Linked DNA regions of Homo sapiens: region 1 is linked to region 2. The links are chromatin contacts, found by Hi-C or POLR2A ChIA-PET in ENCODE. All regions are on one chromosome and are shown on one strand. Each heading gives the region's core, a stretch centred on a gene start or an enhancer-like site at or near the end of the contact. The rest is flanking DNA. Distances are from core to core; before and after follow the strand shown. Region 1 has its middle 37 kb from the start of MINDY4B. Region 2 has its middle 32 kb from the start of SELENOT.

Region 1 (3,078 bases), core at 518-3,017, 230 kb after region 2:
CCCTGTGCAAGGCTCCCAGCTCTGGCAGCAGCATTAGGGTGGGGAGAGCCTTTCTTCCCTCTCCTTAGGCGTCCTCCTTCCTGTTCCCACGATGATTGATGGAAGAAATGCCTGCCCTTACCTACAGGGCATGGTTTCTAGACACAGTTCAATTCTCATTTTTCTCCTCTGTCTCTGGCTATTTCTTCTGCGCCTGCTTTCCAGGCTCTTCGCACACTGCCTGACTGCTGACACGAGAATTCCTAAGGGCTCAGCATTAGGCCCAGCTATCTTCTTGCTTCATACTCTCCTTGGGCAGTCTTACCCCAGGCCACCATGTTACTTACCCTTAGTGACTCCCAGGTGTATTTATTTCTCTGGTCCAAACCTCTCCATTGATTTCCAGATCCTTATTTCTGATCCATTAATCTACCTTTCCACTTGAATGTTTCATGTCTAAGACTAGATGTGTGATTTCTTGCCCTCAAAATCTGGTATGTTTTGAGTGTTTCCAAGTTCTGTGAAGGTACAACCTTCCATCCAGTTATCAAATCAGAAACCTAGAAGTCATCCTTGATCCTTCTTTCTTTCTTCCTCATCTCCCTCCCCATGCAACCTATTTCAGCCTTCTCCATTTTACCTACCAAGAGGTGTCTCCTGAGAGGCCCACTTCAGTCTACTTTAATTGCCTCCATTCTGTTCTGACCATCTCTTGTCCACACCACTGCCTAACTAACTAGTCTCCGCATGCCTAACTGGTCTCTGCATGCACTTGGGGCTCTCTCCAATCCATGTTCTACTCTGAGGCATGTGTTCAAAATGCAAATCTTACCAGGCCACTTAAAACCTTTCCAAGGTTTCTCACACCTTATAGTCTACACTGCCTTGCGGTGGCCCCACCTTTTGCTCCAGCTGCTTCACAACCACTCTTTAGCCCCACAGGCTTTTCTGTTCCTCAGGCGCATTCACCACAGGGCTTCACATCTGCTTGCCCTTCTTCCCCTTACCCTGTTATCTCTATGCAGCCTTCTTACTTCAGCTAACCATCTCTTCCTCAGACATGCCTTTTCCTTTTCTTTCAGTTCTTTATTATAAGATTGACGCACCCAAAATCTCTTCCCTTAGTTTTCAAGTTTATCTTTATTAAAGTGCTTTTTGATTAATTGCCATCTCCTCAGAAGAGCCTAAGTTTCATAAGAAAAGAGGGTGTGCCACATCTGATTTTGCTCGCTGTGCTGATTTTCCCCAGCATCAAGCATAGTGCCTGGCACATAGGGCATGTTAAAAAACATTGAATGGCCAGGCATGGTAGCTCATGCCTGAATCCCAGCACTTCGGGAGGCCAAGCGGGCAGATCACTTGAGGTCATGAGTTAAAGACCAGCCTGGCCAACATGGTGAAACCCAATTTCTACCAAAAAATACAAACAAATTAGCCAGAGTGGTTGTGTGCACCTGTAGTCCCAGCTACTTGGGAGGCTGAGGCACAAGAATCGCTTGAACCCGGGAGGTGGAGGTTACAGTGAGCCAAGGTCACACCAGTGCACTCCAGCCTGGGCGACAGAGTGAGACTCCATCTCAAAAATAAAAATAAAAATAAAATAAAAAACATTGAATGAATGAATGAATGAATGATTATGTCTCTAAGGCCCTGACAAGGGAATTACAACCATTAACAGAAAATGCAGGCCCAGGTGTGGCTGAAGAGTGCCCACAGCCTGGACAGCTCAGGTCCAGTCTCAGCCAGTTGCTATTCAGGGTTATTTCCACAGTGTGAAGTGAAGGGAATCTTAGGCCTCCCCCAACCTGGCCTGCTCCTACGGGTCTTGTGACATTGGTGAGAATGTTCTTGGAAAAATGATTCACACATCTTGTCTAAGAGCAAACAATAATTCGGGGGAATGTTCCAGTCTAAGTTGATATTTGAAAGAGGAAAATAGTTGCCATCGCCTCAAGGGTTCATTCCCACTAAAGACACAGTCAGTTTAGATGACTAGTCAGAAAAATTAATATCCCCGTCTTCAAGCAAACAGCTTTCTTCTGCTTTGTATTTGAGAAGCTGAAAAAAAAGTCATTTTTCTCAAAACAAAGTTTAAAAGTGAACTAATGGCTCTGAGAAACTTCCAGTTATTTTTATTTTTTTATTTTATTTTATTTTATTTTTTTTGAGACGGAGTCTCGCTGTCGCCCAGGTTGGAGTGCAGTGGCGTGATCTCGGCTCACTGCAGGCTCCGCCTCCTGGGTTCACGCCATTCTCCTGCCTCAGCCTTTTGAGTAACTGGGACTACAGGTGCCCGCCACCTCGCCTGGCTAATTTTTTGTATTTTTAGTAGAGATGGGGTTTCACCGTGTTAGCCAGGATGGTCTCGATCTCCTGACCTCGTGATCCGCCCACCTCGGCCTTCCAAAGTGCTGGGATTACAGGCGTGAGCCACCGCGCCCAGCCACTTCCAGTTATTTTTAAATAACATGTCTCCACTCTGAAGAAAAAAATCAAGTATTACCGGGTACCCTGTTTATAAGATAAAATAACTTATTTTCACTGAACATTGATATACAAAGTAATTAATAGTTTTATATATCAAAATTATACTTTTACATCTAAAACGTAGGTACTTAATCTTTCCTCCATTATTTTACTTATTTATAGACTTGTTCCAGGAATAATTTAACCCAAATTACAATACCATATAAAATATGGCAAACTAACATAAATTATAAACAAATTAAAAATTCAAAGGAGGAATAAGGGAAGGAACATAAAATGGATACAAGAATGAGGTCAATTTAAAAGTTGGCTTTTGTAAGGACCGATACACTACCCGACAGTCATCCTGCTTTTCTTCCTTCTACAAAACCCTGATTTTGTTCTAATATCAAGTGCCCTGTTCTCAGACTCAGAGGATGAACCATGATGATCTGAGTCATGGATCCCCTAGCTAGACAGCTCTTGTTAAAAGGAATATCTTTATTGTTTGCGACTTTTCGTGAGATCTCTTACTTGCAGCTGAGCAGTTCCTTACTAATGCACTGGTGTGTTTTTTAATTCAGCTCTAAGCAGTCAACTCCAAAAGAGACATTCAGTAAGAAACAATGTAGT
Region 2 (3,241 bases), core at 516-3,015:
AGGTCAGGAGTTCGAGACCAGCCTGGCCAACAAGGTGAAACCCCATCTCTACTAAAAATACAAAAATTAGCCAGGCGTGGGAGCGCATGCCTTGTAGTCCCAGCTGAGGCTGAGGCAGGAGAATCGCTTGAACCAGGAGGCAGAGGTTGCAGTGAGCCAAGATCGTGCCACTGCACTCCAGCCTGGGCGACAGAGCAAGACTCCATCTCAAAAAAAAAAAAAAAAAAAACAGCACACCTGCTTCTCAGGTGCAGTTTGGATCACATGTTCTCTCAACGCTCTTGCCATTTTAATTTGGTGAAATGCTGTGTTCAACTAGATCTCAACTTTGCTGAAGCACTGGCCTGCCTGGGACCATGGCCTAATGTGGCCCATTGCAAAACACAATTTTGTTGATGTCTCATTTTAAAATTCATGCCAAAAATCATTTTATTTCAAATTGTTCATTGCTGGGTTTAATATAAAAATGTTGTTTTATTGTTCTTAACTCCCTAAATCTTTAAGCAAAATGGATGCTCGGGAAATTTGTTTCTCCTGAGGCTGCGTGTAACCCCGGCATCTTATTCCCCATGGGTTTGGAGGAATGCGTGGAGGAATGTGTGTGTGTATGTGTGGACAGCATCTTAAGAAATAAGGTGATCATTATAGAGTCATCTTCTTCAAATTTGTATAAGTTTTCTAGATAATGTGTAGTACAGCCTTCTGCTTAAGGATTATTGCAGTAACATAAGCCAGGCACAGTGGCTCACGCCTGTAATCCCAGCACTTTGGGAGGCCGAGGCAGGCGGATCATGAGGTCAGGAGATCGAGACCATCCTGGCTAACACGGTGAAACCCCGTCTCTACCAAAAATACAAAAAATTAGCCGGACGTGGTGGCAGGCGCCTGTAGTCCCAGCTACTCAGGAGGCTGAGGCAGGAGAATGGCATGAACCCAGGAGGCAGAGCTTGCAGTGAGCCGAGATCGTGCCATTGCACTCCAGCCTGGGCGACAGGGCAAGACTCCGTCTCAAAAAAAAAAAAAAAAGGATTATTGCAGTAACAGAAGAAGATGTGTTTCCGGAGCTTTGTATCCAGAAAATGCATGTGGGAAGATTATATGGAAAATGAAGATAATGAGTTTTAAAATAATACACAAAGTTACGGTACCAGAAAAGCAGTTAAATACCGTACAAAGTAATGAGAAACATGCTGAAAACAGTCTTGAGGAAGGCTAAAATTGTGGTTCCATACGTTGACTGACTGAATGAATATGGTTAAGGCAGTTGTTCTCAACCGGGGTTTTACTCTCCAGGCTCATGCAGAGTGGCCTCTTTGGGTCCTGTAATGGTCCTGTTCTTAACCACCACCGCTAGCTGGGGCCTGGGGTGGAAGAGTCTTATCCTAATCGGTCCCCAGACGGGGAGAGGGCAGTGCTTGTTTCCTAGCCACTCTGAAAGGCTGAAAGCTGTTAAGGAGGCTTAGTGTCATTTCAAGCAGTCTTCCTTGCCTCTGTGAGTAGTTTTTCCATATTTATGCTTAAAACAAACAGAGGAAGCTTTTCATTCCAATAATGAAATAAAAGGCTAAATTCAAGGTAACAAACGTTTTAGTGGGAAAGATTGTCAAGGATAACAAACCAACAAAGGGAAATATCTCTTATTAGCTCTTTTCTTCTTTTGATTAGAGAAAAAAGCCAAAGAACTACTTTTGGGGCTTTAAGTGGCTAGTGGACTACCCCAGAGGACACAAAGAAAGAGGGTTCTCAGTGTTTCTAGGGCACTTCCTGTTTTCTTTGAACTTGTGTGAGAATGTGAACTGTGGTGAGAGGCAGCTTTGAAATGTGACCAAAAAAAAAAAAAAAAAGACTGGTTTTAGTGTAGTTTATTTATTTTCTTTCAAAGCATTTGTGTTAATGAGTTGGATGGTAAGAGGTGATTAACATTCCAGATCAGTAGATTTCAGAAATGTCTTCCAACAGTGAAAATAACTTGTGTTAATCCTCCGAGCTTTCACCTTCACTTAGGCTGACTGAGGGGTGGGAAACAGCTTTGGAATCTTTACTGAGGACCAAGCAAATTTACAGTTTGAAAGTCAATCCTATTTAATTTTCCAACTTCTCCAGAATATTGTTTCCATTTAGCTTCTTGAGAGCATTTCTGGAGGGATTGCTATGTGCTAGGTACCGTGGGGGGTAACAGTTGTGAAGATGTGTGGCACAATTCCTGCATTCAAAGTGCATATGGTATAGCAGAGGAGAGAATCATAAAAATCTTACAGCAAAACGATAAGAAGCCTCATGAGGCCTATAGGAGCAGAAGGGAGCATTGGTTCTAGATGCTTGAGTATATAATTTTCCATAAATGGGGACAGTGCACAGGAGGAGCAGCACTTCAGGGATGAGAAAGCAGAAGCACAGGGTTTCTGTGATAATTCCTATAGGGAAGGGGGCTGGACCGTAGTATATATTGGTGCGGGTGGAGGGAGATGTGCTGGGAAACAGCCTGCGGGCATTGACAGCTGAGGTGAGGAATTGGACTACTTTCTATAGATGATAGCCAAGGAGAGTTTCTGAGTTGATGAGCCATCAGATCAGATCTGGCTTTTAGGGGTGAATCTGTCTGCACTGAGGCTATGGTGGGCGGAGAGGAGGATGAAGAGGTAGAGGTTCTAACAAAAGCATTGTGGGCACTTTCAGCATCGCACTCCAGACATCTTTGGCCTTGGATTAATAATTTATAAGTAATATATTCAATTTAAAAATTAATGTCAACTTTTGTGGTTACATTCCCCTTCTATCCTCTGAGTTTTCTTTTGTCATGCTGAAACCTATACTCCATTAGAATTATCCTTCTTAAATCTAGTCTCATCTTCCCAATTTAGCTTTTAAACTTTGGGTAACATTTACATTTTTTTGTCGTCTATTTTCTGCTCATTGGCTAAGGAGCCTTTTTCCTGCCCTGAGAATATAAGATTCATTGCAATTAAAGAGCCTAGTGGTTTAATGTGATTATTCTTTCTTGTTTTTCTGAGAAGTATCCTTGTGTTTTGTGGACCAGTCAATCCTGACTTTGATCTCTAGGGACAATACACTGTGAGTATTTATTTCAGGAAGGACACTGATCCTAGATATTCACTTAGAGGATGAATTTTCCTTATACCAAGGAAAATTGTAAGGTAGAATTTTTTTTTTTTTTTTTTTTTGAGACGGAGTTTCACTCTTGTTGCCCAGGCTGAAGTACAATGGCGCGATCTCGGCTCAC

Evidence for each region. Hi-C counts contacts between places; a loop is a spot of excess contacts on that map. ChIA-PET counts read pairs that join two places held with the same protein, here RNA polymerase II (POLR2A). Pooled maps may share reads with other maps.
Region 1: a map of naive thymus-derived CD4-positive, alpha-beta T cell shows a loop between it and region 2 (2.9-fold over the local background). The contact joins two enhancer-like sites. A Hi-C loop is called at or near these places in 1 of 168 maps with a recorded cell type or tissue (naive thymus-derived CD4-positive, alpha-beta T cell), 1 of 37 single-sample maps with no recorded cell type and 5 of 50 pooled maps. POLR2A ChIA-PET finds 5 or more read pairs at or near these places in 1 of 52 experiments (WTC11).

The regions. Positions count from the first base shown.
Region 1 is chr3:150,866,709-150,869,786 of GRCh38, forward strand. No RefSeq gene overlaps it. Among named protein-coding and RNA genes, the nearest start is that of MINDY4B, 37 kb to the right of the region's middle. Within about 2 kb of position 1,768, at least 2 of the 41 ENCODE cell types and tissues checked have a DNase peak (open chromatin) inside an H3K27ac peak, as active enhancers do.
Region 2 is chr3:150,633,911-150,637,151 of GRCh38, forward strand. No RefSeq gene overlaps it. Among named protein-coding and RNA genes, the nearest start is that of SELENOT, 32 kb to the left of the region's middle. RefSeq lists a silencer at 1,212-1,506. Within about 2 kb of position 1,766, at least 3 of the 41 ENCODE cell types and tissues checked have a DNase peak (open chromatin) inside an H3K27ac peak, as active enhancers do.